Linked DNA regions of Mus musculus: region 2 is linked to region 1. The links are chromatin loops, found by intact Hi-C in ENCODE. Cell type or tissue: gastrocnemius. All regions are shown on one strand. Links, peaks and the distances in the headings refer to the core of each region. The heading gives the core; the rest is flanking DNA. Region 1 has its middle 11 kb from the start of 2310069B03Rik. Region 2 holds the start of Gm32534 (a long non-coding RNA gene).

Region 1 (4,387 bases), core at 209-4,208:
GCTTGGCTTTATGAAGGGATAGATCTATTACTTCTTCCTCCTCCTCCTCCTCTCTTCTTTCTGTTTCTCTTCCTCCTCCCCTCCCCCCTCTCTCTCCTCCTCCTCCTCCTCCTCCTCCTTCTTGTCTCCTGCTGCCCAAGCTAGCCTTGAACTCACTATGGTCCAGGATGATCTTGAATTTCTGCTCCTCCCCACTTTAACCTCTGGAGTGCTGAGATGACAGGCATGTGCTACCATGTCCAGTCTATGTGGAGTGCTGGAGATGGAATTCAGGACTTCATGCATGCTAGGCAGGCACCCTACATCCAGCCAAGATCTGGCTGCTTCCATTGCCAGTGGGAAGAGTTCAGGAGATAAGAACAGAGGGAAGGTGTGTGGGGTGTAGACAAAAAGGATAGTTGATAGATTAACAGTCTTGAGAACCTGGGTGTTAAAGGACATAGGAAGCATTCTTCTTAAACATGTTTTATTTATTCATTTATTTATTTATTTATTTATTTTTTAAAGACAGGGTTTCTGGGGAGGATGGGATAGGGGTTTTCAGAGGGAAAACTAGGAAAGGGGATAACATTTGAAATATAAATAAAGAAATAGTAATAATAATAATAAAGACAAGATTTCTCTGTGTAGTTCTGGCTGTTCTAGAGTTCACTCTGTAAACCAGGCTGGCCTTGAACTCACAGAGATCTTCCTGTCCCTGCCTCCCAAGTGCTGGGATTAAAGGCCTGTGCCACTTCTGCTCTGCCTATTTTTATCTTTTTGAAATAGGGTCTCATGTGACCTACACCAGCCTTAAAATTACTATGTAGCTGTCAAGGGCACTGAATCCAAATCTACCTTGAAGTGCAAACTGTATTAGTTTCCTTCATCCTGAACTTCCCTCCTCTGTACACCCCCCCCCACCCCACCCCATTTACCCCTCTCAAGGTCCTGGCTGGTTCCCCGCAGTTTGACTGCAGTGGGACACCACATCTCGCTCTCTCTCCTCTCTCTCCCTCTCCCTCTCCCTCTCCCTCTCCCTCTCCCTCTCCCTCTCCCTCTCCCTCTCCTTCTCCCTCTCCCTCTCCCCCCCCTGTCTGTCTGTGTGTCTGTGCGTGCCCTGGACCCAGTGACCCACAGCTTGCTCTCCCCATCCACCTGAATTAGGTCACTTCCTAACTCAGTCATTCCTAACATTTATTCTCTATGCTTGAGTTGAGCCAGAGAAAATTCAGTCAGACTGGCTGACTGGGGACAGATTGATGACTTCCTCCCTCAACAGGTTCTCAACACTGCTAGAAAAAAATCTTTATATTCTATATTCAGTTAGTACTTTTAAAAAAGACAGTGTCTTTATTCATTCGTTGAGAATTTCATACAATGACAATGTATTTTAATGATACCTACCTCTTCCACAACTCCTCCCTGACCAGTAAACACATTTCAGACATCTCATACCAACTGGCCAGGCCTTTTGAAGCCCTCTTCTCCTCCTCTGTGTGCCGCATCTCCATACTCCCCAGGTTCACGAAGAGTGGAGGGCGGGGATGAGTCCTGAATGGGTCATGAGCAAGGGCAGCGCATTCTGTGCTCAGAATATGAGGAGAAAGGGCACTGGGCAGTCCTTGCAATGAGACTGACATCACCTGCTTCAGGTCAAAGGAACTTAGCATCAGTATAGAAGAGATACCAGAAGCAAGTGGTAGTCCAGGCTGTGATTTCAACCTTAAGAAGAAGACCGTTCTAGGTACTTTGTGCATTTATGGAAGCCTGTGCAAACGAGAATCTCAGAATCAGTCTATGGGGTTAACCATGCCAGCCACCAAACAGTGGTGACTGCTCACGCGTGTTCATGGAATGCCCAGCAGGATCCCACGAGCCAAGTGTGGGGGCAATCGAGAAGTTTCTGACACTTCTGTGCCAACATCTCTCTCTCTTTCTCCTTTCAAGAATTCATTATTATTTTGTAAAATTGTGTGTGTTTGTGTGTGTCTTTCTTGCTGTGTGTGTGAGTGCAGTGTCCATGGAGGCCTGTAGAGGGCAGAAGACCCCTTGGAATGGGAGTTACAGGTGGTTGTGACCCTCCAGTTCTCCAGCCCAGTTTTTTGTTTGTTTTTCCTTTTAGTTAGTTTTGTTTTTGTTTTGATTTGATTTTGAGACAGAGTCTCACACTATAGCCCTGGCTAGTGTGGAACTCACTACATAGATCCCCCTATCCTCAAATTTCACAGAAATCTACCTATCTCTGCCTCCCGGGTGCTGGGGTTAAATGTATGTGCCATCACGCACAACCTTAGTTGGCCGTTAAGTCAGTCAAGTCGACAATCAAAAGTAATCATCATAAATGTCTTCTCAGGGTGGTGAGAGCAGGTCAGTCCTCATCAACATACAATCCATCAACAAGGCTGCAGCCCAAGCAAGAGGACACCAGACAGACACACAGCTTAGCAGGGGCTAGAGAGAGAGCTCCATGGTTCAACAGATGCCCGTGGAGAGGACCAGAGCTTACTTCCCAGAACCCACACGGCAGTTTATGGTTAGCCATCCATAAACTCCAGTTTCAGGGTATTTCAGGCCCTTTTCTGACCTCCATGGGTACCAGGCCCACACATAGACATACACGCATGCAGAACAGTCACACACATACAATAAAATAAATCTTAAAACAAAACACACAAAAAATTAAATGATAAAATACAAATATACACAAGCAGGTCATTAATGAAGCCCATTTTGTGTGTCTGTATGAGAGAGGGATATAGATGAAGAGAAAAGACAGAGAGAGAAGAGAGACAGACGGACATGCACACAGTCACAGAGAGACGGGGAGAGAGACAGAGTTTTTCCAAAGAGGATTAACTGGGGGAGAAAGCCCACCTTGAACAGAGTGATCCCTTCCCATGGGATGGGGCCCAGACTTTAAGGAAAAGGGGAAAAGAACCAATTGGGCACCAACAACCTTTCCCCTTTCTATTTCCTGCAGAAGGAAGTGGGTCAGGCCTATGCCACCTTAGGGGAAAACCCACTGCTATTATCCTGTAAAAGAAACGCAGCAGCAAAGTGGCAACACGCCCTCTGAGCAAATACTTTCTCCAGGAGGGCAACGAAAGGTCACATGCCTGGGAGCACACAAGTCTGAAGGATGCTTACGGCTCAGCCCCATGCGCAGTGTCTGGAGATTGAGCTGCTGAAGTGCCCCAGGATGCACAGAGAGCTCCAGGGTTGCAGCTATGGGGACAGGTCACCCATGTTGGGGTGGGCTTTCTGGTGATGCGGCTGCTTCTGAGTGATCCCTGCTCTTTATAAGTGACCCCCTCACCCACAGTCCTGATAGTAACTCCTGTAAAAACTTACTTTTTACCAAATTGGATGTTGCTACAGTCGTTACTTTGATCTGCCATGGCCTCCCTCTCTGGGGTGAATAGATGAGTGTCTTGGTGTCCTTCCATGAAAAGTCTGTCGTACAATAGGTAGGCAAGCACTTGGTCTGTAGGCAAGAACTACATCTCAAATCATCACCGCCCCACCCCCAGCTCCAATATTTCAGCAATCCAGATGTGCATAAGGTGCGCAAGTGCCCATGGAACAAAGAAGGCATTATGGTAGCGACTGATGGAGACAAACAAGGCTCTGGAAGGTTAGGGAAGCTGCAAAGTCGCCAAGGTATGTTGACAAGAGTGGTTTGGAAAAGCATCAGGCATGGAAGGAGTGGGTCTCAACAGAGAATCAGTAAAGCAAGCTTCCCTGGCCCACCCTCCTCTGCCAGCTGCTGGGAAGCCCTGGGCGTTGCAAGGACCAGAATGAAAGGCTAACTTTGACCTTTTCCTGGGAGATGCTGTCATTAGGGGGCACTAAGAAGAGCAGAAAACCACCCGCAACAACTTCAGTACTCCCCCCATCCCATGGCCTGGTCAGCACTGGGTGGACAGGGTACCTGTCTTTCAAGTAAAGCCCGGTCTTTGGCTCTATTAATAACTGAGCTTCCAGAGTCTCAATAACAGCGTTTGCTTCCAGAGCACTGATTCATGGGAACTGAGGAAAGCATGGGCTCGCCTGGATTGACCCTCCTGTGAGATGCTGATGAAAAGGGACACTGCGGGTCTTTGTATCTCTTTGTTAGTGGTAGGGTCAAATCCCAATGTGACCTGAGGTTTTGAGTCCTCCTCAGCAACCCACGAGCCCTGAAGGTGGTACCCAGATGAAAATGGTTCTTGGAATGTTCAGTTCCTAGTATCCATTTTATTTAACTGTATCTCCAGAACTGAAGCCAGGACTTCATACATGCCGAGCATGTAGAGTATCCTCCCCCTAAGCTACACTCTTAGCCTCCTAGTGTCCACTTTAGCTGGGAGAAGAAGGCCAGGATGTGAGCATCAGGAAACAGATTCATCCTTTGGGCCTCTGTGAG
Region 2 (4,387 bases), core at 95-4,094, 180 kb after region 1:
TAGTCTTTACTTACCTATGTCTGCAAATGCTTTTGAGAATTATCTCAGAAAATTTGAAAGGAATGATCTGGACCAGGGCTAACATGCACCATTGCAGAGCACTCTGATGGCTGACTGAAGTCGAAAGTTTTGGGTTCTTTGGAAACTCAGTTGTGTCATGTGGTATTTTTCTGGAAGTTGTCTTGTGAGAGAATGTTTTGCTCAAGCAGACTCGTGAGAAGATGTTTTGCTGAAGGAGACATGTGAGAGGGTGTGTGATGTTTGGAAAGACTATAAATACAACCCCACAGACAACGAACAGCATTCTTACATTGCTATGCCTTGCGACATTTTGCCAGACTTTCTTCTTTACTGTTTCTTTGCTGGTCTTCACTGTGTAGAGAGAGAGACATGCCAGGGAACTTCTCGTGATATTCTGGCTGATTCTTGCCATTTTTGCTGACTCATGCCAATCTGGCAGAACTTTGTGGTTTCTGCTGGATCAGACTGCTGCTGCTAATTCATGTTTGGTGTTTGCTATTGGAGTAGACTGCTGGTGTTCTGAGAGTGAAGAGTGAAACCGTTCCAAGGAACTATTTCTAAACAGGTCCACAACTCCCTTTTCCTATAAACCTTCTTTTCCCCCTACCTTTGGTCTGTGGGCTAGAAGGGAGGTTGAAGCATTTTAGAACTCTAAACAAAGTTTCTAAATAAAAGTTTAGAAAAAGCTCAGTCTACAGCTGGCTTAGTTCATTTCTGCCCTTGTGATTAATACCAGAGTCAAGACACCTTATATAGAGAAAAGGTTTATTCAGCACACAGTCCTGACAGCTAGACTGAGTGACCACACCTGCCAAGGGGCTCTGCTGGGTCATGGCACAGTGATGTCATCATATAGTAGGAGCTTGTACAAAGGGTAAGATGGAGAAAGAGGAAGTAAGGGGGCGGGGAGAAGCTGCATTTGCTCTTTTCTGCCAGTCTGCTAGATATGAGGGAAGCTAATCCCTTCTGCTGGTGCTTCTCCAATGACCTAATCCCCTCTCTTAAAGCTCCTCCATTTTTCTGCGCCATTTCTTTGGGGGGCAAGCTTCCGACACAGACCATTAACCATTTCCAAAGTGCGACATCAGCCTTTCCAAGCCTGCTACCCTGCACTGTAAGAACAAGGGGATTTGAGAGGCCTAGCTTGAACATCCACCCTTCTGCTAGTTGTAAACTCCATCTGCTGCTGGAATACTTACCTGAAAATCGGGGAATTCTGGGATGTGGGCCAGCGGTGTGCCGGCAGGCCGGGACTGCTCACAGAGCTGGCTCCAGGTGCAGTTGGTGGTGCTGTCCAAGCAGATGGGAGTGAGACTTTCTCCATTGTGTGCTCAGGAGCTGACATGCCTCTCCCTGCCTTGTGGAGCAATAGCCACAACTCTCTCTTCACACTCTGCTCTCCAGGCTGAGAACCCATTTCCAGGGAAAGCAGGCAAGAAACACACCAATCATAGTGTCGAAATAAATAGAAAATTTGAATCCCCAGTGGCTTCTGGACTTTGGGTTCTCTGAGGGACAAACATCTATTGTGTTTTATTAAATGTTTTCTGTCTTAATAAGCACTGGAAAATGCCAGAACCACCTGTACTTCCTGCTAACCCGGGGGACTTACGAAGGCAAGCACTTGGGGCCTCTGAATGGTTCAGTTTCCCCACTGCTCAGTGGTGCTTGAAATGTCTTTGGCCTGAGACTGCGGAGTTGCCCTAGGAGGCCAGCACCAGGTGTTCTACTGTGCTGAGTCCTACTTCTGGCAGGACCAGACGACTCCTTTCTTGGCAGTGGTCTACATATTTCTAAGCTCCAATGTTGTCTGTAGAGCATTTAACCAAAGGCCCTAGAAGGAAAGTATTGAGAAAGGGCGCATGCTTTATTCAGTTTGTATATATTACACATGAGGTGACTATGAAACTCCTGCATAAACAATTGGCTGCAAGGAACGTGACAATGAAGAGATCTGGTTAAATCGAGTTTTGAGGCCTTCTTCACCACGGGGAAGGTAAGTCCAACAGATTCTTCACGGTGGAGCAGGTAGCCCCCCCCCCCCACTGCCAAATGACATGGCACTTGAGGATGGAACTCTAGTCCAGAACCTATTATGGCCCCCACCACTTCCCAAGGCCAGATGTTAGAGAGCTCCCCACGCTTGCCAGCTTTTGTGCCCCATCCTCTCTGGCTCATCAGGAGTTGGTACTCACCCAATTGTTAGCCTAGAGATTTGGAGAGATGGTGCCCTGCAGGCAGCCCTCAACACTGCATAAGGCAAATAAATTCCCTTCTCGGTGCCCTTCAGTAGCTCTGACTCAGAGGCTCCCTCCAGTGGCCTCTGGTGGACACTGCAACCCATGTTGCTGAGAAAACAGAGAAGGCTGTCCTAGTCTTAGCTATTACTAGATCCTTCCTTTTTTTTTTTTTTTTTGATTCTTAAAACAAATATATTCGTTTAAAGCCATGTGTGTTTCCTAAGGTTATGTAATATTTGAAGGGAAGAGGAAGGAAAAAGAGGGAAAATGGAGAAAAGAAAAACTGAAAGTAGGAAGGCAATGGGGTGGGCGGGGAGGAGAAATATAAGTTGCTAAGATGGCTGACATCCTTCTAGAGGAGTGGTTCTCAGTCTTCCTAAAGTTGTGACCCTTTAATACAGTTCCTTGTTTTCACTGCTACTTCATAACTGCAATTTTGCTAATGTTATGTATTGTAATGTAAATATCTATGCTTTCCAATGCTTTTAGGCGACCATTGTGAAAGAGTCATTTGACCCCCAAAGGGGTTGTGATCTACAAGCTGAGAACCTAAGAACCGTTGTTCTAGAGGGAGGGGCAGGAACCAGTGCATTGGTGGGTGTGTCTAGACTACACCTGATGGCTCTTCTGTCATATTACATAATAGGACTGCCAGTGCTGTGTGCCACCTGCTCAGGTGTGGGCATTGTTCCCAGAGTTATACAAGACTCACCGAGGTAAAAACAGGCATTTAATGTGGCAGAAAGCGAAGAGCAGAAACATCCTGTTGGGGAAAGTGGGGGTCTCCAAAGCTGTCTGGTGGACTCCAGGCTGGTATGCACAGGGTCCCTGGAGTCTCTCCTCTTTTGATCCCCCTTTTCTTTCCCAAGTCCCTCCTCCCATGACTCCATCTCCTAGGATGGAGTTGTTCTTGGTTCAGGAAGATAGCTGAGCGCAGTGAGGTTTCATCCCAGCAACAGGGGCCGGCTGCTGTGAGTGAATGCCATCATTCACTTCAACCTCTTTCCTGGCTGCCCGTCCCGTTTCTCTTTGCACTTCTTTACCCTCTAAAGTCCTAATCTAGTGGCTGGGCACAGTTGGTAGAGGAGACAGGCACAAAAGCATGAGGACCCAAGTTCAAATCCCCATCACCCATTCTAAAGGCTGGATCATCCAAACCAACATCCCAGCACTGGAGATGTGGGAATAATAAAGGCCAAACAAGCTCAGCTAGTGAACTCCAGTTCAATGGACAGCCTTGTCTAAAAAACCCCAAGATGTAGATCTGTTGAGGAGGATACTTGATATCCGTCTCTGAGCCCCACGTACACCTGCATGTTCACATGTGACCACATGCGAACACACACAGAGTTCCAGTCTACCCTTAGAAGGAGCTCATAGCCTAAAGAGATGGCCAGACTTCTCCAGGTAAGTTGTCCATCTGACTGGAAAGCAAGCTGTCTGGTAGGCTCACCGGAAAGCAGTCATGTCTGTCTCTGCCTAAGCCCTGCTGTGGGAGAAGAGGTCAGGCTGGCTGGGCTAGGCATCTTAGCAGCTGCCCAGGCTTCTGAGCATTTGTTTTCTCATGTCTCTCTCTGGCTCTCGGGAAGAGCCGTTCCAGGGCATAGGATCCAGGGCAGCCTCCTGACTTGACTGTAGATCGGATGAAACAGGCTTTGTGGGGGACTAGGAGGTGATCGATCACTAGCACAGTCTGGAACAATGTCTGTGATGCCTTGCCAGGTGAGTGGAACCAGAGATCCAAACCACCCTTTGAAGCTTAATAAGAGGTCTCTGGGCCCCTGGCTGTCCTGGAAGTTGCCCATATTTGGGCAGAAGGCCTGTTCCACAGCTGAGCTCAGGCTTCAGACCACTGGGGCCAGTGCCTGGCCCTGCTTAGCATCCTCAGGAGACCCAAAGTTCTCTCCTTTCTTACAGCATAGGAATCCTCAGACTGAAATGTAGATTTCTTTTCCTCATCCAGTGTCTCACGTAGCCCCAGAGTGGCCTTAAACTTACAGCATAGCCGAGGTTAATCTTGAACTCCTGATCCTCCTGCCCCTACCTCTGGAGTTCCAGGATTACAAGCATGTATAACTGTGTCTGTGTTATGTGGTGCTGGCGATTGAACCCAGGGTTTGGTGCAA

What was found. Peaks named below come from ENCODE experiments on the same cell type or tissue, not always from the same donor. Only the 100,000 strongest peaks of a DNase experiment are listed, where the experiment ranks them.
Region 2: a loop joins it to region 1, with 7 times the contacts of the local background. A loop is called at or near these places in 7 of 42 quality-filtered maps.

Annotation. Positions count from the first base shown.
Region 1 is chr6:82,890,378-82,894,764 of GRCm38, reverse strand. No RefSeq gene overlaps it. Among named protein-coding and RNA genes, the nearest start is that of 2310069B03Rik, 11 kb to the right of the region's middle. In gastrocnemius, for the core only: a CTCF peak has its summit at 2,011 (motif pointing right); a DNase peak (open chromatin) is centred at 2,007.
Region 2 is chr6:82,712,355-82,716,741 of GRCm38, reverse strand. Gm32534 (a long non-coding RNA gene) reads left to right here and starts at 1,812. Exons shown (of 3, transcript XR_377781.3): 1 at 1,812-2,017; 2 at 3,851-3,983. Gm32480 (a long non-coding RNA gene) reads right to left here and starts at 1,536. Exons shown (of 2, transcript XR_003956455.1): 1 at 1,221-1,536; 2 at 773-1,133. In gastrocnemius, for the core only: a CTCF peak has its summit at 2,333 (motif pointing left); DNase peaks (open chromatin) are centred at 1,256, 1,731, 2,316 and 2,942.